3 separate regions of the Homo sapiens genome follow, and regions 1 and 2 are each linked to region 3. Evidence: read pairs that join two places in POLR2A ChIA-PET (ENCODE). Cell type or tissue: CD4-positive, alpha-beta T cell. All regions are shown on one strand. Each heading gives the region's core, and the rest is flanking DNA. Links, peaks and the distances in the headings are about the cores only. Region 1 holds the start of LOC107985372 (a long non-coding RNA gene). Region 2 holds the start of C1orf202 (chromosome 1 open reading frame 202). Region 3 holds the start of HNRNPU (heterogeneous nuclear ribonucleoprotein U).

Region 1 (9,903 bases), core at 2,581-7,580, 63 kb after region 3:
CTGTATCTTTGATAAGACTCAAGAGGTCTTTAATAGTTTCCTTCCTTCTTTGATAAGATTCAAGAGGTCTTTAATAGTTTCCTTCCTTCCTTTTTTTTTCTATTTATTTAAATTTTAAAAACTTGTTGTTTCCCCCCAGTGGCTCCTTATGGACCCAAGCTCTCTTACTTTCTGACACAAAGGCTATCCCTGGAACATCTTGTACATTTTCTTTTCTTTTTTCCTTTTTTTTTTTTTTTTGAGATGGAGTCTCACCCGGTCACCCAGGCTGGAGTGTGATCTCGGCTCACTGCAACCTCCGCCTCCCGCATTCAAGTGATTCTCCTGCCTCAGTCTCCCAAGTAGCTGGGATTACAGGCCTGCACCACCATGCCTCGCCAATTTTTTGTATCTTTAGTAGAGACGGGGTTTCACCATGTTGGCCAGGTTGGTCTCAAACTCCTGACTTCGTGATCTGCCCACCTCAGCCTCCTGCAGTGCTGGGATTACAGGCGTGAGCCACCACACCCGGCCTCTCCTAGTGGATATAGTATTTGGAACCCAAGAACCAGGCCCCAGGAGAGCTCACTGCTACTGAGAGCCATTTCGTCTAGGCTCTTTCAGTGGGCAGAGGTAGAAAAAAGTTTCAAAAATCATGAATTCATATTTATATTCAAATTAGGATATTTACAATCTAGGCACTAAGAATAGTCATTGCTAGTAGGTGTCATTGCTTTTTTTTTTTTCTCGAGATGGAGTCTCACTCTGTCACCCAGGCTGGAGTGCTGTGGCGCAATCTCAGCTCACTGCAAACTCCTGGCCTCCCGGGTTCAAGAGATTCTCTTGCCTCTGCCTCCCGAGTAGCTGGGATTACAGCTGCCCTCCACCACTCCCGGCTAATTTTCGTATTTTTTGGTAGAGATGGAGTTTCACCATGTTGGCCAGGCTGGTCTTGAACTCCTGACCTCAAGTGATCTGCTCGCCTTAACCTCCCAAAGTGCTGAGATTACAGGTGTGAGCCACCGCGCCCGGCCAGGTGTCATCGCTTCTTGTTCTTTTTCGGTAGAGTTACCGTCATTAAATGAAACACACATTAATGGGTTGCAGGGGTCTCACTTTCATGTTCTTTTCCATTCTGCTGTGTTATTTGTCCATAATAACCCTACAACACATATAATATTTAAGTCTAGAACTTAATGGGACAACTTGGGTGAATCTCAGAAATAGAAGGTTGAATGAAAAGAAAGGAGACAGAAAAATGTGTACACTGTAGGTTACCATTTATCCAAAGTTAAAAAACAGGCCGGGCGAGGTGGCTTACGCCTGTAATCCCAGCACTTTGGGAGGTTGTGGCAGGCGGATCCCTTGAGGTTAGGAGTTGGAGACCAGCCTGGCTAACATGGTGAAACCCCAACTCTACTAAAAACACAAAAATTAGCCGGGCATGGTGGCGGGCGCCTGTCATCCCAGCTACTTGGGAGGCTGAGGCAGGAGAATCGCTTGATCCTGGGAGGCCAGGAGGTTGCAGTGAGCCGAGATTGCGCCATTGCACTCCAGCCTGGGCGACAGAGTGAGACTTCATCTTAAGAAAAAAAAAAAAAGCAATGACACCTACTAGCAATGCCTATCCTTAGTGCCTAGATTGTAAATGTCCTAATTTGAATATTAATATGAATTCATGATTTTTGAAACTTTTTTTCTACCTCTGCCCAGGAGGCAGGAGAATCGCTTGAATCTGGGAGGCAGAGGTTGCAGTGAGCCAAGATTACACCATTGCACTCCAGCCTGGGTGACAGAATGAGACTCTGTCTCAGGAAAACAAAACAAAACAAAACAAAGAAAACCTGAAAAAACAAAAACAAAAACAAGTCCGAAATTCAAAAACAAAAATCTATGCCCCAGAAGTTGGAAGGCGGGGTCAGTGAACGGGAGGGCCACAGTGCTGGGCGCCGGGAATGTTCTTTCTGTGGGTGTTGATCGCAGATGCGTGCTCACTTTGTAAAAGGTCATCTAGCTGTACACTTATGATTTGGGCACTGTTCCCTGTGTATACTTTATTAAAGATGTACTCTAGGAAGATTGAACCTGTGTTAAATCCCAGTCCCTAATCTAAGCGTAGTCTCTTCATAATTTTGTTTTGTTTTGTTTGGAGATGGAGTCTCGCCCTGTTGCCCAGGCTGGAGTGCAGCGGCACGATCTTGTCTCACTGCAACCTCCACCTCCTGGGTTCAAGCAGTTCTCCTGCCTCAGCCTCCCGAGTCACTGGGATTACAGGCGAGCACCAACTATGCCCGGCTAATTTTTGTATTTTTGGTAGAGATGGGGTTTCGCTGTGTTGGCCAGGTTGGTCTTGAACTCCTGACCTCAAGTGATCTGCCCACCTTGGCCTCCCAAAGTGTTGGGATTACAGGCGTGAGCCACCACGTGCGGCCTCATAATCTATTTTTTGGGAGTCATCTTTTTGCTTTATTTTGGTTCGAAGAGCTATACAGTCATATGCCACATAGCAATGTTCCTGTCAAGGATGGACCAAATATACAAGATTATATTATTATAAGATTATAATCTTAGAATCCCATAAGATTATAATACTGTATTTTTACTGTACCTTCTCTATGTTCAGATATATTTAGATACACAGATACTTACCATTGTGTTACGATTGCCTACAGTATTCGGTAAAGTAACATGCTGTACGGGTTTGTAGCCTAGGAGCAATAGGCTACACTATACAGACTAGGTGTGTAGTAGGAGGCTGTACCATCTAGGTGTGTGTAAGTACACTCTGTGATGTTCACACAACTACGAAATCGCTGAATGACGCATTTTCCAGAATGTATCTCCATTCTTAAGTGACACATGACTGTACACTTTGGGAGGCCAAGGCAGGAGGATTGCTTGAGCCCAAGAGTTGGAGACCAGCCTGGGCAACATGGCAAAACGCCATCTCTTAAAAAAAAAATAGAAAAATTAGCTAAGTGTGATGGCATGCACCTGTAGTCCCAGCTACTCAGGAGGCTGATGTGGGAAGATCACCTGAGCCCGGGGAGGTTGAGGGTGCCGTGAGTTGTAACCACGCCACTGCACTCCAGCCTGGGCAATGAGTGAGACTCTGTCTTAAAGAAAAAAATAAAAAGAATTAAATCATGGATTCTATCTTGTAGGAGTTTAAAATCAATTTTTGCCATAATCTTCATCATTGGGAAGTGGTCACTGCATTCTCTCATCCATCCATGGGAAGTGGTCACTGCATTCTCTCATCCATCCATTCATTCCTCAGCATTTGTGGAGAATCCACCACCTCTCTGTTGAGAGGAACAGCATTTCTGAAACCTGGAGTAAAGGTGAGAGCTACATTTTACTTACCATTTACAGGCCAGGAATGACACTAAGTTTTATATATCTTTTTTTTTTTTTTTTTGAGATGGAGTTTCGCTCTTGTTGTCCAGGCTGCAGTGCAATAATGCAATCTCGGCTCACTGCAACCTCCCCCTCCCAGGTTCAAAAGATTCTCTTGCCTCAGCCCCTCTAGTAGCTGGGATTACAGGCATGAGCCACCACTCCTGGCTAATTTTGTATTTTTAGTAGAGACGGGGTTTCACCATGGTTGGGCTGGTCTCGAACTCCCGACCTCAGTGATCTGCCCGCCTCAGACTCCCCAAGGGCTGGGATTACAAGCGTGAGCCACCACACCCGGCCTAAGTTTTATATATCTTTTCTCATTTAACTCTCACAACAACCTTATGAGGTTAATATTTATTATCCTTATCATCCATATTTAATGGAAGAGAGAAGGGAGGCTTAGGGAGGTTAAATAATTTGTCCACACTCACATGAGAGTGGCTGAACTAGGAGGCTGCCTCGGTGCTGTAGAGGCCAGGGCCCCTTTGCTTAACTGCTGCATAAGCTTTGGGAGAGGACGTGGTGGAGGAGGCGTCCTGGACGCAGCAGTGGGCCTCTGGGACCTGAGGCGGCAGGGGCAAGAAGCAGCCTGGACTTTCGGGACCCTATGGGGGTACTTAACAGAGCCAGAATGAAATGTGTTCCCAAAGCTCTGGGGAGTGTCCTTGAATGAGAAAGGCTGGGTTTTGGCTCTGGAGATGAGGCATGGGGTCCATAGAGAGAACCAGGGCTTAGCAAAAAGCCATGGTGTCCACCGAGCGAGGATTCTTTCGCTGCAGCTCTCCACATGTGGTCCTGGCGGGTCCTCCTGTCCTCTTTTCTTTCTTCACCATCAAGCAGCAGTCCACCTCGGCACCACCCACATGCTATCACCGCAGCAGGAAGGATCTGTGATTCCAGGGCGCCACTAATGAACTAGTACGCGAAATCTCACAAAATAGTCATGTGTATACACACATACACACATACTGTGTGTATCACAGCATCACACTTTTGGGCCGGCTGGAAAGGCACCAAAATGAAATAATACCAATCAGAGCTAAAGGTTAGGATTTACTGCTGTGTTATTTATTGCAGCCTTGTAGAAAAAACCAAAAACTCAAAGCATCTTATTTTCTCAGCCTGTGAACAATTCATAAACGTTTTGTTTCCTCAGCAATACAAAGCATCTGAGGTCTGTGATTTATTAACAGGAAGAAGTTGTTCTTCCCCTTTGAGAAAAGATAACGATTACAGGAGAGCTGCTTTCTCACCTGAGAGGTAGGGCCGTTGAGCCTCGCCTAAGCTCGTATCACTAAGATTCTGTGACCCGCAGCCCTTTCCACACCACAGGTAAGGAAAGACGGCTCTTAGATTACTAGTCGTGACTGGCCTCACCACCCCTCCCCAGCCTGGGCCCTGCAGAGGCCGTCTCTCACTCTGTGTTGGCCCTCGAAGGCTGGCCCGTCGCTGTGTGGTTCTCAGTCCATCCATAGCCCAGTGACACCTTTCAGGGAGGCTCCAAATAGCTCTCACGTGTTTCTCTCCCTCCGCCAGGGGGCTATCGTCTCATTAGGAGACCACCACAAAAACTTTTCACCTCCATTCTCCACACACTAAGTCTTGAGGTTTTTGGGCTGAGCACTGTGGCTCATGCCTGTAATCCTAGCACTTTGGGAGGCCAAGGCAGGCAGATCACTTGAAGTCAGGGGTTCGAGACCAGCCTGACCAACATGGTGAAACCCCTGTCTCTACTAAAAATACAAAAATCAGCTGGACGTGGTGGCGGGCACCTGTAATCCCAGCTACTCAGGAGGCTGAGGCAGGAGAATCGCTTGAACCCAGGAGATGGAGCTTGCAGTGAGCCAAGATTGTGCCATTGCACTCCAGCCTGGGCAACAGAGCAAGACTTCCTCAAAAATAAAAAAAAAAGTTTTAAGGTTCTTTTTACCGTGGTTTATGAGGCTTTGTTCTAATAACTCAAATAAATTGAAGCTTATCTTAAAAGAGGATAAAACTACGGTATTTTCAGTGTATACCCTGTATGTACACATCACATGTTGGACCCGACTTTCCAAATACGATTCGCCAGCATTGGCACTCACATATGTAGCTCATGATCAAAGGGCGATGAATAATGTTGCTTCATCCCGAGACTCAGGTGGCGTTACTGAAGCATTTAGCATCCCCCTTTCATCAGTGCCAGTGCCGCAGATGCTGCGGGCAACAAATTGTGCGCCCTAGTGGTCCACACGAGTATTTCTCATTACAATATTAATTGTAAAGTGTAAAAACCAAGTTACAAAAACCCACCGCGTTTTTATGTTGCTGGGGGAAGATTCCACAAATTTCTGCCATCTACTTTCTTTATACTCTTTTAAAGCTTTTTTTTTTTGGAAAATAAAACATAAATACAGAAAATCATACAAAAATGAATGTATAGCGTAATGAAGGCAAACACCCTTGTAACTACCATCCAGGTCAAGGAATAGAACTTTGCAAGCCACTGAGAAGACCATCCACGGGCCCCACCCCTATCACGTCCCAACCACCACCGCCGCCAAGAAACCACGAAGACAATCACTTGGTCGTGTTTCTTTATAGTGAACACCTGGGACTCTATGGTTGTCCAGTTAAAAAAGTCGTGGCTGGGCGTGGTGGCTCATGCCTGTAATCTCAACACTTTGGGAGGCTGAGGCAGAGGTGGGAGACCAGCCTGAGCACCATAACAAGACCCCATCTCTATTTTTTGAAAATTAGTTATGATTTTAAGTCTCCGAAGCTACAAGTTTCCCCTCTCTTTCTTATTCTGACAATTTATCTGTTGAAAAACCTGAATCCTTTGACCTGTGAAATTTCCCACAATCTGGATGTTGCTGATGAAGTATTCTCGGTGGAATTCAATGTGTTCTGGATTTCCTACGATGTAGCAGCTGGATCCCAAGGTATGATGAGACTTAGGTTCAGACTCTATGGCAAGACTAAGTCACTACTGGATCTTGAATCAGGAAGCACAAAACGCAGGTCAACTCTGTTGCTATGTTAATAGTCATGGATGCCTGATGCCTAAAGCCATTAATCCACTGACAATTACAAAATTGTAATACTCTAATTCTACCGCTTTTTTTTTCATTTGTTAGTTGCAATACCTTTTTTTTTTTTTTTTTTTTTGAGATGGAGTCTCGCTCTGTTGCTAGGCTGGATTGCAGTGGCATGATCTCAGCTCACTGCACCTCCAACTCCTGGGTTCAAGCGATTCTCCTGCCTCAGCCTCCCGAGTACCTGGGACTACAGGTGTGTGCCACCAAACCTGGCTAATTTTTGTATTTTTAGTAGAGACGGGGTTTCACCATGTTGGCTAGGATGGTTTCGATCTCCTGACCTCGTGATCCACCCACCTCAGCCTCCCAAAGTGCTGGGATTACAAGCTTGAGCCAACGCGCCCGCCGGTCTATTAGTTGCAATACTTTCATAAAGAGATGCCTCCTCTCATCTACCATTAGGTTACCCAGTGGTACAATCCATGTAGGAAAGTTGGGAAAAGTACTAGATTCTTTTCTCTCGTAAGTTTTCTAAGATAAGGAATGGGTCCCCCACCCTCCTCTCCCGGGAAGAGAATTGGTTCCCTAGCATCCTCCAAATGTGATGATTAAAAATGTTTGAATATAATTAAGAACTTAGGGATTTAAACATATTTGATCATTTTCAGTCCCTTGGAATTATTGAAGCATAAATTGTGTCATCTTCAGTAAGTGGATGCCTTTTCCAACTGGCTCCTGAATCCTTCTTACATGGCCCTAGTAGTCTTCGGTAGTTTTGTTGCTATCTGATGTGACTAGATGATATGACAAAGGTCAAAATGTATATTTTCTGCCCCAAACTGGGAATCAGTCATTTCTTCATGAAGCATTTGTTTCTTTTAGTGGGAAATGGTATTTGAAGACGGTACTCTGGGCATAAAGATGCTGGCTGCTACTGTGCTGGTCGTTGCTTTGCTTTTGGGCCTTCTCAGTGAAGATTTTGCATATATAGACACATGAAGAGAATAGAATAGAAAATACCTCATGCATTCACACTGATACTTTACATTCAGATTCAGAACAGCAAGGAATTTTACCTAACCTCTACATCTTGAGAATCCTGTATACACATTCTTCCACGTTGAAAATATGATTCTCAAAACCAAAATCTAGAATGGAATCAGAATACCTCATCTTGCGCATTTGATGTGTCCGCATTACTCATAACAGTGTCGGAGCTGCAATACTAATATTACCATCACTAATATAATTACTAAAAAGGTTTTTTAAAAAGCTTTTTTTCTGTGTGCTTGCTCACACATTTTTAAATGTGTGTGCTTGCTCACACATTTTTAAATGTGTGTGCTTGTTTTTTTGTTTTTTGTTTTTTTTGAGAGGGGGTCTCGCTCTGTCGCCCAGGCTGGAGTGCAGTGGTGCCATCTCGGCTCACCGCAACCTCTGTCTCCTGGGTTCAAGCGATCCTCCCACCTCAGCCTCCCGAGTAGCTGGGATTACAGGCATGCACCACCACACCGGTTAATTTTTGGATTTTTAGTAGAGACATGGTTTCACCATGCTGGCTAGGCTGATCTCAAACTCCTGACTTCAAGGTGATCCACCCACCTCGGCCTCCCAAAGTGCTGGGATTACAGGTGTGAGCCACCACACCCAGCCTTTAAATGTATTTGTAAATGTTCTTGTCCCATTTTTAAAAATGGCAGTACTCAGCTGGGTGCAGTGGCTTACACATGTAATCCCAGGACTTTGGGAGGCTGAGGTGGGTGGACTGCTTGAGTGCAGGAATTTGAGACCAGCTGGATAACATAATGGCATTCCATCTTAAAAAAAAAATTGCCGGGCATGGTGGCATGCACTTGTAGTCCCAGCTACTTGGGAGGCTGAGGTGGGAGGATTGTTTGAGCCTGGAAGGTTGAGGCTACAGTGAACTGTGATTGTGCCACTGCACTCCAGCCTTGGTGACAAAGTGAGACCTTGTCTGAAAAATATTAAATGAAAAGTGAAAAAATGGCACTACTATACACTATCAGAGCATGTGGTCATTACAAAGTATACTCACTCCCTTTTAACTCTTAGTCTTAATTCCACAAGTAACTACACATTTAATAGTTACCGCTAGTTTTTATTTTGATGTCTGAATAGAGCAAAAGTTCTATTCAGGTCAGGTTCATTTTCTTTGTAAAAAGAGGAGGGAAAAACAAGACCAGTTGTGCCCATGTTGAGACGGTTTACACATAGTAGATAACAATGGCATTGTATGATGCTACTTAATACATTTCTTGAGCTCTTTTGCACATATATGTTGGAGAATTTCACATTGATGACCCACCATCCCATCTTTGTGGTTGCTGTTAATGGTGGTTAGGACAGTAGGGAAAAAGGTCTACTTTCTCCCTTCTGTTACGCTAGACCAGTTTCTCAACCTCAGCACTTTTGGCATGTGGGGCCGGATAATTCTTTGTGGTGGGGGTGCTGTCTGTGCCTTGTAGGATGTGTAGCAGCGTCCCTGGACTCTACTCACTAGATGCCAGTAGCACTCTTCCCCCTAGTCGTGACAACCAAAAATATCTCCAGACATTTCTAAATGTCCCCTGGGGACAAAATTGCCCCTGGCTGAGAACCCTGCACCCGGTTGCTGTTTTGACGCTCATAGATTGGACACGTTGCAGTTTTAAGCAGTTATCCCTGAGTAAAAGGGACTATTACAAGGTTCAAAGTCCAGACTAATGCGCTCTCATCTTCAAGCAATATTAACATTCCTTGACAGGAAATTTGTAGCAGAGAGCTAACTTTGTAACAGTTTTCTTTTTTTTTTTTTTTTGAGATGGAGTCTTGCTCTGTCATCCAGGCTGGAGTGCAGTGGCGCGATCTCGGCTCACTGCAACCTCGGCCTCCTGGGTTCAAATGATTCTCCTGCCTCAGCCTCCGAGTAGCTGGGATTACAGGCTCGCACCACCATGCCTGGCTAATTTTTGTATTTTTAGTAGAGACAGGGTTTCATCATGTTGGCCAGGCTGGTCTCGAACTCTTGACCTCAACTGATCCGGCTGCCTTGGCCTCCCAAAGTGCTGGTATTACAGGGATGAGCCACTGTGTCCTGCCAACGATGATCTTTATTATAATAATAGCTAATAGTATAATAATTAACGTAGTATAACATATTCACGCAATTCACAAAACAGTTTTCACTTATACTATTTATTGAACTAAGTGGGGATTCTTAAATCTTCCTACTCTAAAGATGAGAAAGCCAAAGCCCAAAGCAGTGAAGTGTCTTGCACAAGGTCAGCATAACAGTAAGCAGCAGAGTGAACGACAGGTTCTTGATCAGGCTCTCATCTTCATTAACTGTGTCTTGGATTATTGTCTGTCCTTAATGCACAAGAATAGACACACACACATGCAAGTTCATGCAGACAACCTTTTTCTTGTTGTTGCTAACCTTTTAGAATGGCTCTTACAATTTCCATGTAATTACATTTTATTCCAACAATAAGCCAGGAAT
Region 2 (9,903 bases), core at 2,763-7,762, 130 kb after region 3:
ACAAGATTCTGACCCTCCCCAGATTCCTCCTGGAGGTAACATCACTGTTGTGTAAAATCTAAGAACAATGCTTGAGGTATTTTGCAGACACCACCCAGCTGGTACCACCCAGCTCAATAGACTGGCTCATCTGATCTTGTGGCCCCAGCCCCGACCCAGGAACTGACTCAGCACAAGAGGACAGCTTCGACTCCTGACGGTTTCATCTCCGGCCCAAACAATCAGCACTCCTGACTCACTGGCTCCCCTCAACCCACCAAATTATCCTTAAAAACTCTCATCCCCAAACGCTCGGGGAGACCGATTTGAGTAATAATAAAACTCCAGTCTCCGGCACAGCTGGCTTTGCTTGAATAACTCTTTCCCTATTGTAATTCCCCTGATTTGATAAATCGGTTCTGTCTAGGCAGCAGGCAAGGTGAACCCACTGGGCATTTACAATAGGACTCCTGAAGACAGAGAGTTCATGCTAGTATCAAGGCCATTTTCAGAAACAGTGGTGGTGTTAGTCTCGCCAATGCACCACAATGTAGCAGTCTCTTGTTGTGAGGTATCACTTGGAGTTCTTTGTCTCAGGACCAAGAAATTAAGGAGTGTGGATACAAAGGAAAGGGTGAGGTTGGAGCAAATGTTTAATAAGTGGAAGAAAGCTCTCCACTGCAGAGATGGGAACCAGAGGAGGGCTGCTGTTTTTACAGTTGAATGCAAAGGCTTTTATAGGAAACCGATGAGGGCTGGGCATCTCATTTGCATATGGTGCCAATTTCTGGTAGCTTCGCCCCATCCTCATAATGTGAATGTGGGCCCTTAGCTTGAGTTCATCCATATTGCTTTGTTCCCCTTACTGCACATGTGTCAGGGGATGGAAATTTCCATTGCGGGCATGTCTGGGCAAGTCACCCGTGTAGGCTTTCTTGTCTGTGCAGCTGTGGGCATGTCTTAGACAAGCCCCGCTGTGCAAGTTCCCTTATCTGTGCCTTCAGGCTGTTCTTTGAAAGGATTCAACTGAGGACCCACCCTAACTGCCTGCCTGACCGGATTTTTTCCTTTCTCCTTTCTCAGTGGGGATGAGGTAGGGGGACAGTCACTCTGAATCCTGCCAACTACACTGGATATGTCAACTTAAAAGGAAAAAGCAGAGGCAAAACTAATATAAGTAGAGAGCTGATTTGGGCCCAAGCTTGAGAACTGCAATCTGTGAGCATAGATTCAAGTTGCCCTGAAGATACGCTCCAATTAGCAGCAGTTGCAAGTGGGTTTTTAAATGGAAAGAAGGCCAGACGCAGTGGCTCACACCTGTAATCTTAACACTTTGGGAGGCCGAGGTGGGTGGATCATTTGAGGTCAGGCCTCCATGGCCACCAGTTTGGGCTCCATGGTGAAAACTGCCTCTACTAAAAATACAAAAATTAGCCAAGTGTGGTGGCGGGCGCCTGTATTCCCACCTACTTGGGAGGCTGAGGCAGGAGAATGGCTTGAGCCCAGGAGGCAGAGGTTGCAGTGAGCCAAGGTCACGCCACTGTACTCCAGCCTAGGCGACAGAGCAAGACTGTCTCAACAGAAAGAATAAAAAATAAAGGGAAAGAAGAGGCAGTTCCTAAATTGTTACCAAGAATTTGCACTACAGTTGGCTGGGTGCCGTGGCTCATGCCTGTAATCCTAGCACTTTGGGAGGCCAAGGCAGGCGGATCACCTGAGGTCAGGAGTTCAAGACCAGCCTGGCCAACATGGTGAAACCCTGTCTCTACTAAAAATACAAAAAAAAAAAAAAAATTAGCCTGGCATAGTGGTGGGCACCTGTAGTCCCAGCTACTCAGGAGGCTGAGGCAGCAGAATTGCATGAACCCAGGAGGTAGAGATTGCATTGAGCCGAGATCGCACCACTCCAGCCTGGGCAACAAGAACAAAACTCCTCCGTCTCAAGAATAAATAAATAAATAAATAAATACAATAACATTAAGCTATTGGTTGGCCATACATTGTTCTTTGTATCACAAATTCCAAGAGCATGAAGATAAAGGGTGAGGCTAGTCAGGAACAGAGTTAAATAATTGCCCCCAGGCATGTGTAGGAGCCTGGGATGATGTAAAGGGTCCACAACTGAAGTCCTGTAGCCTTGTGGATCTGGGCCTGCACACCTCACATAGCTCAGACATCTCTGAGCTATTTTTCTTTTCTTAGGTATAAGGATTATTTTGAGCTGGTTGTTTTGAGAAACAGCAGAGACAAGAGAAGCTCTGAAAACAAGAGTGGTTACCCTTTTGTAAGAGAAATTTACATTTGTAAAAAAAAAAATACAGGTGGGCCTGGTGCCTTACGCCTGTCATCTCAGCACTTTGGGAGGCTGAGGCGGGTGGATCACCTGAGGTCAGGAGTTCCAGACCAGCCTAGCCAATATGGTGAAATCCCATTTCTACTAAAAACACAAAAATTAGCTGGGCATGGTGGTGTGTGCCTGTAATTCCAGTTACTCGGGAGGCTGAGGCAGGAGAATGGCTTGAACCTAGGAGGCAGAGGTTGCAGTGAGCCGAGATCGCGACACTGCACTCCAGCCTGGGCAACAGTGCGAGACCATGTCTATAAACAAATAAATAAATAATCTCCATTTGTAAGAGTGTCTTCCTCCTGGTACTAGAAAGAGGAAGATGACTCTGCATCACTGGAGACTCTGATTATTGGAGAAGGCACTGATTTAATCTGTATAACAAATCTTGCCCTCTTTTACCCTTTTTATCCCAGGCACTTTCTCTTTCCTGGCCTCAGCTCTACCCTTCTATCTTTGGTTCAGTTGAAGATGGTAAGGCTGGATGCGGTGGCTCATGCCTGTAGTCGCAGCACTTTGGGAGGCCGAGGTGGGTGGATCACTAGAGATCAGGAGTTTGAGACTATCCTGGCCAACATGGTGAAACCCCATCTCTACTAAAAAAACAAAAATTAGCCTGGCGTGGTGGCGTGTGCCTGTAATCTCAGCTACTCAGGAGGCTGAGGCAGGAGAATCACCTGAACCCAGAGGTGGAGGTTGCAGTGAGCTGAGATTGGTGCGCTCCAGCCTGGGTGATAGAGCAGGGGGAGAAAAAAGTATTGGAGCAGGAACTAAAGGAAGTAAAGCACAGTTGAAGAGGGCCAAATGGGCGACTTGAGCGATCCAAGTGCACTGTTCAGCCTTTGACTTGGGGCTTTATACGTTGGCATGCTTCTGGGGGGCTGTGTTCCTTCTCCCAGTTCCTCCCGTGGGGTGGGCTGTCTGCGCGTGTGGTGGGCTGCATGTCGCACTTGAGAGCAGGGGCCGCATGTGCAGTGCGTTTACTGAAGTTGTGTGCATACTCATTTGAGTCAGCTGAGTGTTCCTAGAAGGTCAAATACCAGTTAAACTCCGCCGCTTTGCCTCTTAGTGCACATACTTGAGCCTACTTGCCCAGCTCCTGAGAACTTACTGGCAGGCTGCTAATCACCAGCATCAGGTGTTTTCTACCTATTGGGAGACCGCCTTTTCCTGGTGCCTGCTGTGACCCATTATTATTTTGGAAAGAAAGTATAACAACCACCTGACCATCACCTGGTGGTTGTCTCACGTTCCCGGCAGGGGCGGTCTCCTGCTCAGCTCATGTCTGCCTAGCTGCCTATTCTAACAAGCAGAGGTTGATCCCTACTACTGGGAGTGGAGTCTGTCAGGAGAAAGACGGGAGACAAATGTGGGGATGACCATGGAGGACCCAAGATTTCCAGAACCCATTTCAGGTCTTGGGCATCCTCAGTAGAGTTCACTTGTGGGGGATCCCGGAGCAGACCCTCAGAGCAAGGTGGAAGGGCCAGGCCCAGATGGTCTTGGGAGGGTGCTGGGTACACGGAAGAGCTGATGAAAACAGGCACCTTTAAGGCTGGGTTAGGTCATCCAGACCCTCCCTCTGGGCCTCTGCCTCTCGATTTGCCCTCCTCAGGGGCCCTGCCCATCCGGAACAGGGCCAGCAGCAGAGCCCCTCAGCACCACTGCTCTGTGCATGAGTTGTTAAGGAGAAAATAGGTAGGAGCAAACTTAGGAGCGTGAAGTCATTTTCATTCTTGTGAAGAAGGAACCATGGGCACAGGCTTGTCCCCAAATCTTCTACCTTGCTCAGGGCACAGCGTGTTGGTCTGGACTAGATGATGTAGTCACTTAAGGACCATGAAAGGGAATACAGAAGGGACACAGCTAAGCAGATGTGTTCCTCCCAGGGCCGGCCCAGTGTCTGCTGCAGGGCCTCTCCCGAAGGACAGGGACAGGGCCTCTCTGGTTGGCCTCATGAACAGTCCTGCATACGTCCTACAAGCTTGTCAGCATCTGGAGATACTCTGTCAGCTCTTCTTTTCCAAGCAATCCCCAGTCTTGTAGGAAATGCTGGATTTCCTGGTCTTTGCAAGGAATGGCTCAATTTCATGCTTTTCTGCCAGAATACTGGGATGGACAAACTTGAAGTCCAGTTTCTTCATAAGTGTCTATCCAGTGATAAAATTAATTTCCCATTTGGTAGGAGGGCAACAATTTCATTTAAAAAAATTATTTGCATCAATATTTGCATTGTATTTTAGTGCATAGCATGAACCCTTCATTCCACTCACTCTCCATGGGGAGGGGGCCCCACGGAGTCAGCTGCCAGAAGAGCTTTGGATACTGCCCTGCCCCTCCCTCCAGGGCTGTGCCCAGAGTAGCATTTTTTTTTCTATGCCGTGACATTTTTTTTGTATTTTTTGTAGAGACAGGGTTTCTCCATGTTGCCCAGGGTGGTCTCGAACCCTTGGCCTCAAGTGATCCGCCCACCTTGGCCTCCCAAATTGCGGAGATTATAGGCATGAGCCACCACGACCAGCCCCCATAGCAGCTATTATTATTTAACTTTGCTTTGGAGAAAATTAATAAGCACGAAAATATGTATAAAAAAGCAGAAAAAAGGAGTATTTCTTTTTTGTATTAGTTTTACAACATTTCTTCAAAAATCTTATGTTTGCAATCAGAAAAAAAATTATTTAAAAAAAACAATCATAGTCTTACAAGAAAGAGGCCTTTGAGTGAGGCGAGATGAAGAAAATTAGGTTTTGAGATCTTTCCTGAAACTCTGGTTCCCTGTTAACAGAAAAGTGCTGAGACCACCTGAAACCAGTTCACAAAATACAAATCTCCAGCGCAACACACGCCTGAGGCTGAAACCCACGCCTCGACCCAGGGGAGGCTGCGCAGCCCCCTGCTCGTGGACGCTGTGTGTCTTCGTGAACCAGGAGTTGGGCCCCAGGAACTTCCAAGATTCCTTCTTGTCCAGGTGAGGCCATATGTGTAAATCAGTTCGCAGCGAAATTTGGCCGACTTATTTGAGGGATTCCTTGGGTCGCTGGATTCTGGTGACCCCGTCATTGGCAGAGGGCGAGGGCTCTGCTGGGCATTGTGGGGTCACCGTTGGGGTTTCCTGGGCAACCCAAGCGCGTAGAGGGGGCCTGTGGGTACATTCCCGGGAGAGGACGCGAGGGGCCCTTTGGAGTCCTGGAGGCGGCAGCGTTGTTGTCCAGCCCGACGGTTCCCGAGATGTGGGCCCCGCGCTCCGAGAAGAGGCCTGCGCGGGCCATGGCGGCCCCCCGGTTTGGTGGCCCCCGGCGCGGCGGCGCGCAGCACGAGCTGCTGGAGAAGGCGGCGCGCCTGGAGCGGGGCCCCCCTCCGCGCGGGGATCCGGAGGCGGTCGGGCGGCGCGCGGTGGCCGGCGACGGCGGCTCCTGCTCTGGGTGCTGGTGCTGGCGGCGGCTGTTCCGCGGCCCGCGCAGGAAGAAGCTCAGGCAAGCTCACGCGCGCGCAGGCAAGGAGGCCCCGGAGCGCGGCCTGTGGGGCCCCTCGAGCCTGCAGAGGCTGCTTCAGAGGCTGGCGACGTGGAGGCGGCGCTACCTGCGGCGCAAGGAGCGGCCGGACCGGCTGGAGGAGATCCCGCTGCTGGTGCTGGACCGCGCGCAGGGCGGCCACGAGGCCGCGGCCGGACCCCAGAGCAGCGTCCCCGGGCGGCCCGCGCAGGCCGCCCCCGCGCGCCAGCCCCGCCGCCGGTCAGCCACGAGGAGCCGGTCCCCCGTTGCGCCCCCTGTGCACGCTCAGGATTGTTTTTTTCTTTTTGGTCAACAAAAGCAATAAATGAAAGTAACCCCAGCACCGTAGGAATGAAAGCACATGCAATGTTGGGGGGATGTGCATGGAAACCAAGGGTTATCTTGAGGTTCGCAGCGAGCTAAACGAGCCGCGTCCTCCTCGCAGCCTCTCTTTGGTCCGAGGGCCTCGGAGCAGTAACTAAAGCCTGCGGGTGCCGCGGAGCCCTGGGTTCCCCCCGCTGCGCAGTTGCTGCGGGCTGGGAAGCGCTGAATCGGGGGCGGATTGTCTCTTCCTAAACACTGCAGGGGAGAAGGTGGGAAACGGTTTTCAATCTCTGCAATGCCTTTTTTTTGAGACAGGAGAAAAAAAAAAAAAACCAACTATGTTGCCCGGGCTGGACTCAAACTCCTGGGGTCAAGCGATCCTAAGCCTCCCAAGCGTTGGGATTGCAGGCGTGAGCTACCACGCCCCGTCAAAAAAATAAAAAAATCGTTTAAAGCAGGATGCTGAGCTTCACATCCCACTTTGAAGTGAGCGAACTCTACTTTTATGCTTTTGTTGACAGGCATTTAGGAAGGGTGGCTTGGGGTGGGGGTGGGACAGGGGAGTTTGGAAACCAGGGCTAGACTTAGAAGAACAAAGGGAAAGGACTCCTGGAGGCTCCCAGATGGGTCTTGAATGTCTTCCTTTTCCTCATCAATAAAAACCTGCTAATGATACTCCGGCTCTACAGACTCGTGAGGATGAAAGTAAAATAGTAGAAGTGAAAGTGCTGTGGGGACTCTGAAAGCGCGACACACCTTACGGGTAGTTACTAAACTGTGATAATGGTCTCTCCGCAGGCTGTTCCCAGCCAGACTAGCATCCACCCCTCCCTCTCCCCTCACTGCCTCACGCGCCAAAGCTGGCAAGCTTTTCACTAGCTCACCCTTTTCTTCTTTTTCTTTCCTTTCCGTCTTTCTTGAGACAGAGTCTTGCTCTGTCGCCCAGGCTGGAGTGCAATGGCGCGATCTCGGCTCACCGCAACCTCCGCCTCCCGGGTTCAAGCGATTCTCCTGCCTCAGCCTCCCAAGTAGCTGGAATTACTTGTGCATGTGCCACTATGCCCGGCTAATTTTGTAGTTTTAGTAGAGACGGGGTTTCTCCAGGTTGGTCAGGCTGGTCTCGAACTCGCGACCTCAGGTGATCCACCTGCCTCGGCCTCCCAAAGTGCTGGGATTACAGGCATGAGCCACCGCTCCCTGCTCAGTTTACCCTTTTCACTAGCAAGCTAAAAACGCCAAACTGCGAGCCTGGAAGCTCTCCACTTGATTGTGCAGCTGTTGAAGCGGCTTTGGAGTCCCTGGCGCCTTCCAGGCAGGGATTTCCCCTCCCCGTTGACCTAGAGCGTCAACGCTGGGGAAGGGGCCAGCGTTTAGGGAGGTAAAGGTGGGAATATTGTTGGAGGCCAGGCGTTCAAGACCAGCCTGGCAACATGGGGAGGCTTCTTCTCTACAGAGAAATTTAAAAATTGAGCTGGGTGTGGTGGTGCGCGCCTGTAGTCCCAGCTACTTGGGAAGCTGAGGTGGGAGGATCGCTTAGGCCCCAGTGTTCAGCTGCGGTGAGCTGTAATTGTACCACTGCACTCCAGCCTGGGCAACAGAGCCAGACCCTGTCTTAAAAAAAAAAAAATCACTGGGGGAAGGGTGGGAGGTGGAGGATCATGATGCCTGATACTTGAACAGTGAACCTAGGAAGATGAAAAACAGAAAAACCAAGGTATACGCTAGAAAGCCGAGGCCAGGAGCCGGCGCCCCATAGGGAAGAATTCTCTGTAATTCTGTGACTTGGGGTTGGTTAGGTGCATTTTGTATTTCTCCTAGCTTCTTTATTCTTGTCGTTGCCCAGATAGATGAAATTGCTTTGTAGGTCTGTGATAGAGGAAGGCGTTTTTACCAGAAAAGCCACTAAACCTCATAGCCCCATCCTTAGGAGGAAGGCCATCCTGTTATCCTGCCTATAGCTGACTGGGCGGGGGGTCCCGTGATGCCTGAATTAAAAGCTGTTCTGTAGGTAGCAGCCCAGTTGAACCCTCTCTGCTTCGAGAGGTTGAAGCTAAGAGGCCGGTAAAGAAAAGACCGCTGGAAGAATGCCCAATTGCTGAATTCTCAAATCCTGGACTAGAGGTGCTGTTGAATAATGTGTAAGACATTCCACCTATTTAATGTTTTCTGGGTTTGTTTCCGAAAGGAAAGAGACAAACTACAGTTAATTCTCTGACCCTTAATTTATTTGAATGTAGCCATGCCTTTTTGTTTCGACTGTCTCGTGGCCCTCTGCAGTACTTCCTCTTCACTAGGCTGAGGAAATTGGCCTAGATTATGTCTCCGTCTGTGGGGACCCCTCTCTACTCACACACACACACACACCCAGGCTTGGTGTATAAGCACGTAGCATAATGTAAATGCTCAACTTATTTAGAGAATTTATTAGGGTGGTTTCACGTGTGTCCTCTGTCTCCCTAGTTTCACTCTTAGGTATCCACACAAAGCCTTACCTTTTTGGCACTGTGCTGTCGGCCTTCAATTGGCTCCTCTTGGCTGTTGATTAGAATGGCTGTCTCCCAGGGCAAGAGCAGAGTGGTAGCTTCTACCAGATTTGCTGGGTTGATACACCAACAGATGTCTCCCACTAAGGCCCCAATTCAGCAGAAGCATGGTCCTTGGATGCAGAGAGAGCACCCAGGCTGCATTACATTGTTGGGGTTGAGTACCTGCAGGTGGTTCCTTCTGCCACTGCCCCCTCCCTGCCCCACCTCCACCCCCAAGCTTAGGAATTTGCAGTATTTCATGGTGACAACTTTTATCTCTGATCTTGCAGAGCTGCATTAGGACCAGCATGGGACTTTTTCTTCCTCCCATATCCATCTTCTTTCTAGCTGAAAACCAGTTTAAAAAACCAACAAAAATGTAGTGCCTCATTATTCAGCCATCTGTGGTTGAGTGTTTTCTGGTGTAGATATTCCAGAAACATGTCTCTTGGCCACAGGAGGTAAGTCAGGTTGAGTTTTTGTGTTAGTGAAGCTCTTTTAGTTTCCTCTTTTAGAGACTTTTCTATCTAGCCTCAGATTCCTTTAAGGTAAAGTTACCTTAAAGGGGGGCCAAGCGTGGTGGCTCACACCTGTAATCCCAGCACTTTGGGAGGCCGAGGCAGGTGGATCACGAGGTCAGGAGTTTGAGACCGGCCTGGCCAACATAGTGAAACCCCATCTCTAGTAAAAATACAGAAATTAGCCAGGCGTGGTGGCCTGTGGTCCCAACTACTCGGGAGGCTGAGACAGGAGAATCGCTTGAACCCAGGAGGCGGAGGTTGCAGTGAGCCGAGACCACACCATTGCACTCCAGCCTGGGTGACAGCGTGAGACTCCATCTCAAAAAAAAAAAAAAAAAAAAAAAGGAATCTAGGGGAAATGTGTTTATTATAAGGAAACACTGTGCTGAAAATGGGGCTAGATCACAGCCCTGAGGCGTGTTGGAGCTGAGTCCTCCTGTGGGCTGAGCCTCCCTCCCTGCTCCCCATGCAGGCCTGTCCTCTTTCTCTCTTCCCATTGATAATCACTCTGTATCCTCCCAGACAGATCTGTCTGAGGGATGTGGTCTGATTGACTTTGGTAATTACCACCATTGCTATTGGTGAAGCCAGGCTACTTTCATGGCTGTCTTCCTGGGGTCTAGCTGCCTTTGGATCAGGGGTCCTACCCTTGGTCCAAACCCCTAGTTAAGAGAAGCCTAGTACTGCTTTCCTGAAAAGGCAGTAGGGGTGTGCTGGGT
Region 3 (9,377 bases), core at 4,378-9,377:
GCTAATTTTTTTTTTTTCAGTAGAGGCAAGGTCTTGCTATATTGCCCAAGCTGACCTCGAACTCCTGAGCTCAAGCCATTCTCCCACCTAAGCCTCCCGAAGTGCTGGGATTACAGGTATGAGCCACCATGCCTGGCTTGATCTGCTTCATTTATAGACAAGAAAACTAATATCCAGAGAAGTCATGCAATTCGCTCAAGGTCACACAGTTGGTTATCATAACAGCGCTGGGCCTCGAAGTCAAGTCTGGTACTTGTGTTTTATTTTTTAAATGTATTTTTGAAGACAGGCTCTTGCTCTGCTGCCCAGGCCGGAGTGCAGTGGCATGATCATTGCTCACTGTAACCTTTTTTTTTTAAGACAGAGTGTCACTCTGTGGCCCAGGCTGGAGTACGGTGGCGAGATCTTGGCTCAATGCAACCTCTGCCTCCAGGGTTCAAGCGATTCTCCTGCCTGAGTCCCCCTAGTAGCTGGAATTACAGGTGCCTGCTACCGAACCCAGCTAATTATTTTGTATTTTTAGTAGACAGGGGGTTTCACCATGTTGGCCAGGCTGGTCTCAAACTCCTGACCTCAGGTGATCCACCCACCTTGATCTCCCAAAGTGCTGGGATTACAGGCGTGAGCCACCACACCCAGCCTGCTCACTGTAACCTTCGACTCCTAGGCTCAAGTCATCCTCCCACCTTGGCCTCCCCAGTAGCTAGGACTACAGGCACTCACCATAATGCCTGGCTAATTAAAAAATACTTTTTATTTTTATTTATTTATTTATTTATTTTTAGAGACAGGGTCTTGCTATGTTGCCCAGGCCGGTCTTGACCTCCTGGACCCAAGAGATCCTCCCACCTCTAGCCTCTCAGAATAGTGAGATCACAGGTGTGGGTCACTGTACCCAACCTACATACTTATGTTTAGACTTTGCTTCACTTATTCCCAGATTGACATCTTACCACAAACAATTCATTGATAACTTACAAAATACATGTAGTTATAATTTCCTTGATAAGATTTAGTATTAATCACTCAATCGTAGGTTTTTTTTTAACTAATTAATTTATTTAGATGGAGTCTCGCTCTGCTGCCCAGGCTGGAGTGCAGTCGTGCAATCTCGACTCACTGCAACCTCCACCTCTCGGGTTCAAGCAATTCCCCTGTCTCAGCTTCCTGAGTAGCTGGGACTAAGGCGCTGGCTAATTTTTGTATCTTTAGTAGAGGCGGGGTTTCACCATGTTGCTAGGCTGTTCTAGATCTCCTGACCTCAGGTGATCCACTCACCTTGGCCTCCCCAAGTGCTGGGATTACAGGTGTGAGTCACCGCGCCCAGCCAATCATAGATTTTTAACTGCCTAAAATTGTTCAGTGTGTCTGATGAAGACTACTATTTTTTGAGCTTTTACTGTGTGCCAAGCACTGTATTCAGTTATTTGTTGAATTTCCCCAACAACTTCAGGTGGCAAGTATTATTTTTATACATGAGTAAACTCAGGCATGGAGAGAAAAATAGCTTGTGCAAAATCACGCAGCGACTATGTGGTACAGCTTCGACTTTCTGAGTTGAAAGTTTGCACTTCTAACCAGAACTTGGTACCTCCTCCCTTGCAGCTGGGCTTTCCTGTTTGTCTATGTGAAAATGTCTACTTTTAGTACAGAATACTTTGGAGGTGTTTCTGACTCTTACATCTTTTGTAAAATACATTGGAAAATGTATCTCAGTATATTTTATGCATCTTTGATTAATTTAAATTGGGCTTGATCGTGCTATACAAAAAACACAAAAACAAAAAAAGGGGTTAAGGCCGGGCATGGTGGCTCATGCTTATAATCTCAGCACTTTGGGAGGCCAAGGTGGGTGGATCAGTTGAGGTCAGGAGTTCAAGACTAGCCTGGCCAACATGGCAAACCCCTGTCTCTACTAAAAATGCAAAAATTAGCTGGAGGTGGCGCACACCTGTAATCCCAGCACTTTGAGAGGCCAAGGCGGGTGGATCCCTTGAGGTCGGGAGTTCAATACCAGTCTGACCAACATGGTGAAACCCCGTCTCCACTAAAAATACAAATAATTAGCTGGGCGTGGTGGCCAACGCCTGTAACCCCACCTACTAGAGAGGCTGAGGCAGGAGAATTGCTTGAACCCGGAAGGCAGAGGTTGCAGTGAACCGAAATTGCGCCACTGCACTCCAGATCAAAACAAACAAACAAAAACCAAGTTAAATAGAACAGCCTCTCGAGTCCTTTTAATTTAGCATTCTTGTCCCCTCATGTCACTCTGCTAACAACGTTCTATGTCTTCCCTCCTCCTGGAGGTGTTTTAGTCCATTTGGGCTCTTCTAACAAACATCATAAGCCGAGTAGCTTATAAACAACAGACACTTATTGGTCGCAGTTCTGGAAGCTAAGAAGCCCAGCGCCTCAGTGACTGGTGAGGGCCCGCCTCCCCACCCAGGGCACCTTCTTGCTGTGTCCTCACAGGGCAGAAGACACGAACGCTGGTCTCTTCAGCTCTGTATAAATTTTCTAATCCCATTGATGAGGGCTCCACGCTCATGACCTCGTTGCCTCCAAAGGCCTCAGCTCCTAATATCATGGGGGATTAGGTTTCAACACAGGACTTTTGTGGGGACACAAACGTTCAGTCCATAGCAGAAAGCAAAAGCCAAAGTCCTTTACAAAACCACCCACGAGGCTGCTGGTGATCTGTGTTTTCCTCTCTCCCCTCTCTCCTCTCCTACCCACTCCCATCATTCCCCGCAGGCCTGAATTCTTTTGTCTTCCTCCCCCAACCTCCCCAGCTTTATGGAGGTATAATTGGTATACGATAACTGCATATAGGCCGGGCACGGTGGCTCACGCCTGTAATCCTAGCACTCTGGGAGGCCGAGATGGGTGGATTGCCTGAGCTCAGTAGTTCACGACCAGCCTGGGCAACATGGTGAAACCCTGTCTCTACAAAAATACAAAAAAAAAAAAAAAAAAAAAATCAGCCGAGGGTGGTGGTGAACGCCTGTGATCCCAGCTACGAGGGAGGCTGAGGCACAAGAATTGCTTGAACCCGGGAGGCGGGGGTTGTAGTGAGCTGAGACGGTTCCACTGCACTCCAGCCTGGGCAACAAAGTGAAACTTTGTCTCAAAAAAAAAGAAAACCCTGCATATAACTAATAAATCTATACATATTTGGTGAGTTTGGACAGACATACACACGCATGCTACCATCACCACATTCAGGAAAATGAACATATCCATTACCTCCAACAGTTTCCTTGTGTACCTTTGTCCTTTTTTTTCTTTTTCATTTTCCCTTTTTTTTTTTTTTTGAGGTGGAGTTTTGCTCTTGTTGCCCAGGCTGGAGTGCAATGGCGCAATCTCGGCTCACCGCAACCTCTGCCTCCAAGGCTCAAGCGATTCTCCTGCCTGAGCCCCTCTAGTAGCTGGGATTACAGGCGCCTGCCACCGAACCCGGCTAATCTTGTATTTTTAGTAGAGACCATGTTGGTCAGGCTGGTCTCAAACTCCCGACCTCAGGTGATCCGCCCGCCTTGGCCTCCCAAGGTGCTGGGATTACAGGCTTGAGCCCACACTGCTCCCGGCTCTTTTTCTTTTTCTTTCTTTCTTTCTTTTTTTTTTTTTTTTTAGACGGAGTCTCGCTCTGTTGCCCGGGCTGGAGTGCAGTGGTGCGATCTCGGCTCACTGCAAGCTCCGCCTCCAGGGTTCACGCCATTCTCCTGCCTCAGCCTCCCGAGTAGCTGGTATTACAGGCGCACGCTGCCACGCCCAGCTAATTTTTTGTATTTTTAGTAGAGATGGGGTTTCACTGTGTTAACCAAGATGGTCTTGATCTCCTGACCTCATGATCCGCCCGCCTCGGCCTCCCACAGTGCTGGGATTATAGGCGTGAGCCACCGCGCCCGGCCTTTTTTTTTTTTTTTTTTTTTTGAGACGAAGTTTTGCTTTGTCCCCCAGGCTGGAGTTCAGTGGCTCAGTCTCAGCTCACTGCAACCTCCGCCTCCCAGGTTCAAGTGATTCTCCTGCCTCAGGCTCCTGAGTAGCTGGGATTACAGGCGGCCACCACCACGCCTGGCTATTTTTTGTGTTTTTAGTAGAGATGGGGTTTCAACATGTTGGCCAGGCTGGTCTCGAACTCCTGACCTCAGGTGATCTGCCCACCTCAGCCTCCCAAAGTGCTGGGATTACAGGTGTGAGCCACCACTCCCGATCTTGTTTTTTGTTTTGTTTTGTTTTTTTTGGGGGGCGGGGGGGAATGAGAATATTTAACGTAAGATCTTAACGGGTTTTTTTCTTTTTCTTTCTTTTTTCTTTTTTTTTTTTTTTGAGACAGGGTCTCCCTCTGTGGTCCAGGTTAGAGTGCAGTGGTACAATCACGGCTCACTGCAGCCTTGACTGCCGGGGGTCAAGTGATCCTGCTACCTCAGCCCCTTGAGTAGCTCGGACTACAGGCGTACCACCACAGCCACCTAATTTTAATTTTTTGTGGAGATGGAGTCTCACTGTGTTCCTCAGGCTGGTTTCGAACTCCTGGCCTCAAGCCATCTTCCCATCTCGGCCTCTCGAAGTGCTGGGATTACAGACATGAGCCGCTGGGCCTGGCCAGCAAATTTTTAAGTGCAGGATACTTTGTTAACTGTAGATCTCTGGAACTGCCTCATCGTTATGACTATAAAATGTTTTTGAGAAAGTATTGAAAAAATATTTGCTGAATAAATTGTGTGACAAAGTATAGCATTTCCTTTGCTTAAACCTCAAAAATGTAAGCTAGACATGCAGAGCACCAAAACTTTGTAGTTACCTCTCACAGATCAATTATTCATAGGTCATTCTTGAATCATTTTTTGTTATTGAGAATTAACTTGTCTCCTCCGGCACGCGGTATTCTTGGTAGCCTCTAGGATTTGACACAGGGGGAATTTAAATTGTCTTAGAGGTCCTTCAGAGATTTACAGGAAGTGACCTGCACTTTAACAGGTCTCTGTAGAGCAGGACTATCATGATAGCATTAAAAATATAAGAAGCAAAAATGATCAATAAGATGTCACCATTTGTACTTTGAAGTGGTAACATAAGACTATGGAATGGCATATTTCCTCTGTTTGTGAAAAGGATAGTATGATGATGGTTCTTTGAGCAGAAATTGTTTTTCTTTCAAATGTTGTCTAAGACAGCACAATGTAATAGAAAGCCCATTGGTGTGGGGGGTGAGGGTCCCAGCTTCCTGGGCAGTAAAATGAACAGGACTGCAGATCGATCTCCAGGCCCCATCCAGCTCTAAAGTTCTCCAAAACTTTTGGAGATAAAGCCATAGAACTTTCTTGTGAGCATCAAAAGTTGTATTTCATGTTTATTTTTGCAACTGACTTAATGTTCCAAGAGTGACTGTTACAGATCTACTATATGTAGATATACAATCTTTGTTTTCATAGTTTAGTGTTTTCCAGTAAATGAAATTTGTTTTCATATAACTAATATTTAAAGGTGTAAATAATATCTAGGACACATAAATTTAAGGAACCATCATAATTGTATTTAACTCTGATTCATTAAGGGATTAGTTATCTAGTTTGTGAACATGTAAACCCCCTGTAGCTCTCTTCCCATTTCTGAACGAAGACAAAATTTCAAATTCCAGTTTGTGGCTTATTCATAACCTTCAAAATTATAACCAAAGGCTAAAATGAGTTTCTGGCACTGTTTGGAAGTTTCTATTTTGGGGGCTATCCTCACCACTTAACTTGAACTGGGGATTATCAGTAGTACTGTACATAGTCCATTAATTTCAAGTCAAATCATTTCACAAGTGTTAATATTTCACGTATACATGACTGCAAGGTATGGTAGAATGCTTCATAAAAGCTACCGAAAATAAACTTCAAAAATAAAATGTATCAATTAGTTAAATCATATTAGCCTATGGGAGAAATTTCAATGTGTTTACTTCCAAATTTCAAATTAATAATGGGGCAATATTATTGTGCCACCTAGAGCACCAAACAGTGGGTATAAACCATCTCCTTAGTCAGATGGAACACTGGCTGGACACTGCAGATTATCTAGGGTTTAAAATGTTAACTTCTATCACGAATCTAAATTCTGACTTCCCTATCTAAAACTTCGAGACATCACATCTTTTCTTTAAAGAGAAAAAGTAAACTTCTAACATATAAAATAACGGATTTCAAGAGCGATAGTCCATTTTTCTTTTTACAAAATCACAGCCCTTGATTTTTCGTAAACTTTAAGTTTCAGAATAATTTGGTCAAGAGTATTTCTACAGGAATAGGAAGAGAATCAAGTGGGCCTATAATCAAAGACCTAGTTGGGTCTCACCCTCACGGTTAGCTACTGGGACTTCGTAGCTGATGACCAGGTCCTAAAGTGGACAGAACAAGTGTTACTGGAGGTCCGTCTTTGTGGTAGCTACAGAAAACTTGGAAATGCAATTCTGAGGTTTATTCAGGGTTATTAAGAGCATGAGAATAGCTGCCCTGCAAAGGCAGGTACACTAAGGTTTGCAGTATGGAGTAGTAAGCAAAGCCTCTACTTCCCAGGCCCCGCACCCGGGGTGTGGAACAGACAAAAGAACGGTTCTGCCCTTGCCCTTCTCGAACTTAAAATCCAATTCGCAAGGCAGGACTTACACAAATTAAACCAAATACGGTATTATGAGGAAAAGAGCCGCTGCGTGTAACAGTTGCCAATGTATGCTATACCAGTCAAAACTGAAATACGATTTGAAGGAGTTTTAAACGAAGAGCTGGAGAAACACATAAGAAGGCAGATCTAAGATGGAAGAAAAGGCGGATTCGGGTTGAAACGCCAAGTTGAGGACTGAAGAAAGCATTTGGATAAAGCAGCCTCCAAGCTGGGAAGGAGAAAAGCCAAACGAGTATAGCCACCAAAGACCCAGAAAGGCCAATATATCATGCAGTGAGTCGGTTGAACTGAAAGGCGGTTTCCTTTTCCTCCATTTGCTCAGTCCCAATTGGAAGCGCACTGCGCGGCCTCCACCGCGCTCTCGGCCCGGGTTCGGCGTGGGGGCGGGGAGGTAAGTACGGTAATGGGCGGGGCCGAGCGCGGGCGCGCTCCGGCTTTCCTCCTGCGCAGTGCTCCCGTCAGCGCAGGGGGCGGGGCGCCTATATTACGTGCGCGGCGCCGCTCCTGCGAGAGGACGTTGCGTGCTCGCTCGCGCCAGGCGAGTCTCCGCGTCTCCCTCGCGAACTCGGTGAAAGGAATTGGCGCCGTTCGACACCAGGCGGATCCGCTCTGCAGCACGAACCCATCTCCAGCCGCAGCCGCAGCCGCCGCCCGGGCCGAGGAGCAGCCGCAGCAGCCGCCACCAGTGGCCGAGTGAGCGGAGCCGAGTTTGAGGCAGCGCCTAGCGGTGAATCGGGGCCCTCACCATGAGTTCCTCGCCTGTTAATGTAAAAAAGCTGAAGGTGTCGGAGCTGAAAGAGGAGCTCAAGAAGCGACGCCTTTCTGACAAGGGTCTCAAGGCCGAGCTCATGGAGCGACTCCAGGCTGCGCTGGACGACGAGGAGGCCGGGGGCCGCCCCGCCATGGAGCCCGGGAACGGCAGCCTAGACCTGGGCGGGGATTCCGCTGGGCGCTCGGGAGCAGGCCTCGAGCAGGAGGCCGCGGCCGGCGGCGATGAAGAGGAGGAGGAAGAGGAAGAGGAGGAGGAAGGAATCTCCGCTCTGGACGGCGACCAGATGGAGCTAGGAGAGGAGAACGGGGCCGCGGGGGCGGCCGACTCGGGCCCGATGGAGGAGGAGGAGGCCGCCTCGGAAGACGAGAACGGCGACGATCAGGGTTTCCAGGAAGGGGAAGATGAGCTCGGGGACGAAGAGGAAGGCGCGGGCGACGAGAACGGGCACGGGGAGCAGCAGCCTCAACCGCCGGCGACGCAGCAGCAACAGCCCCAACAGCAGCGCGGGGCCGCCAAGGAGGCCGCGGGGAAGAGCAGCGGCCCCACCTCGCTGTTCGCGGTGACGGTGGCGCCGCCCGGGGCGAGGCAGGGCCAGCAGCAGGCGGGAGGTAAGAAGAAGGCGGAAGGCGGCGGAGGCGGCGGTCGCCCCGGGGCTCCGGCGGCGGGTGAGTGCTGCGTTGTACGTTGCGCGCGGCGGGAGGCCCGCGCGGGGTGGGGACCGTGCCCCAGGCCTGCCGGAGCCCCGCAGGGGGAGGGAGCCCCGGGCGGGAGGGCGCCGCGGTGAGGGTGGGGGAGGGGGCGCGGGGAATCCCAGATTAGCCGAGAGGCCTCGGGCTCGGGGCGTGTGTGTGCGCGCGCGCGTGTGTGTGTGTGTGTGTGTGTGTGTCGGCGGTGGCAGCGCCTCCATTATGTGGCTCGAGAGCCGGGGGGAGCTGCAGCTGCCGCTGTAGGGGGAGGAGCCGCGGGCGGGCGGCGGGAGGGAGCCCGGTCGGCCCGCGGTGGCGCCGTCGCGCTGCGTGCGCGCGGTGCGGGCACATGTCTCGGGGGGAGGGGAGAGGCCCCAGGTCCCGGGGCGGGCGCGCTTTGGCGGCTCCTCGCCGCTGTATTGTGCAAGGAGCGCAGGGGCTCGGCGTGACGTCACTTCCGGCGGGAGGAGCCGGGCGGGGCGGGGCGGGGGGCGGAAGATCAGTACAATGCGGCCGCGGGGAGCGCGGGCCCGCGGGGGAGGGGAGCGCCGCCGCGCCGGGCTCGGCCCCTCCCCCTCTCTGCGCTCTCTTCGGGATACACGTGGGCTTCGGGCCTGGGCCGCGCAGTTTTTCTTTGGCTTTCTCGAATCATCGAGGAGACTGGCAAAATTAGTAATGTCTTTAGACTGCGTCACTAGCGCCAATCGAATTCGTAGTTGATTGTTCTTTGAATTCACATTTGAGTCCTCGGTTAAAACCTCAGTTAAAAAGCAGGATAAAGTCGAGCTGCTTTGGTTCTCGGAACGGAAAAGCGTTTTTTTGTTGTTTAGAGGCTTGGCCTTTATGGGGCTCGTGTGTGTTTTAGGGGACGGCAAAACAGAACAGAAAGGCGGAGATAAAAAGAGGGGTGTTAAAAGACCACGAGAAGATCATGGCCGTGGATATTTTGAGTACATTGAAGAGAACAAGTATAGCAGGTATAGGATGCTCACCTAGTTTTACTCATCCCTTATTCGTTCGTTGATCGGAAAGCTGTATCAGGAGACAATTCTGTCTTTCAGAGCCAAATCTCCTCAGCCACCTGTTGAAGAAGAAGATGAACACTTCGATGACACAGTGGTTTGTCTTGATACTTGTAAGTGAAGCTGTTTCTCCCCAATTATGAAATGCGGTGATGGTGGTTTTTTTTTTTTTTTTTTTAGAAGTCTTAATGCTTAAGTGCAGCAAAACTTGGGTTAGTTTTTTTAAAAGCA

What was found. ChIA-PET counts read pairs that join two places held together with the same protein. Peaks named below come from ENCODE experiments on the same cell type or tissue, not always from the same donor. Only the 100,000 strongest peaks of a DNase experiment are listed, where the experiment ranks them.
Region 1: POLR2A ChIA-PET joins it to region 3 with 13 read pairs; 12 of 35 experiments call an interaction of 5 or more read pairs at or near these places.
Region 2: POLR2A ChIA-PET joins it to region 3 with 14 read pairs; 8 of 35 experiments call an interaction of 5 or more read pairs at or near these places.

What each region holds. Positions count from the first base shown.
Region 1 is chr1:244,797,053-244,806,955 of GRCh38, reverse strand. It overlaps LOC107985372 (a long non-coding RNA gene), which reads left to right and starts at 3,184. Exons shown (of 5, transcript XR_001738568.1): 1 at 3,184-3,323. In CD4-positive, alpha-beta T cell, for the core only: a CTCF peak has its summit at 5,584; a DNase peak (open chromatin) is centred at 5,565.
Region 2 is chr1:244,726,611-244,736,513 of GRCh38, reverse strand. C1orf202 (chromosome 1 open reading frame 202) reads left to right here and starts at 5,499. Exons shown (of 1, transcript NM_001395959.1): 1 at 5,499-6,813. The coding sequence starts at 5,591. The coding sequence ends at 6,139. RefSeq lists enhancers at 684-993, 309-1,173, 5,578-6,315, 6,763-6,812, 6,316-7,052 and 1 more. In CD4-positive, alpha-beta T cell, for the core only: no CTCF peak of the experiment used is centred there; a DNase peak (open chromatin) is centred at 5,783; H3K4me3 peaks cover 1,174 bases; H3K27me3 peaks cover 710 bases.
Region 3 is chr1:244,862,343-244,871,719 of GRCh38, reverse strand. HNRNPU (heterogeneous nuclear ribonucleoprotein U) reads left to right here and starts at 7,177. Exons shown (of 14, transcript NM_031844.3): 1 at 7,177-8,103; 2 at 8,990-9,101; 3 at 9,186-9,259. The coding sequence starts at 7,413. It overlaps LOC124904588 (UPF0764 protein C16orf89-like), which reads left to right. Exons shown (of 4, transcript XM_047439568.1): 3 at 6,989-7,057; 4 at 7,134-7,238. The coding sequence ends at 7,238. RefSeq lists enhancers at 2,450-3,049, 6,748-6,807, 6,141-6,971, 6,972-7,803 and silencers at 7,028-7,127, 8,108-8,787. In CD4-positive, alpha-beta T cell, for the core only: CTCF peaks have their summits at 7,204 and 7,462; DNase peaks (open chromatin) are centred at 7,149, 8,409 and 9,239; H3K4me3 peaks cover 3,155 bases; H3K27ac peaks cover 3,590 bases.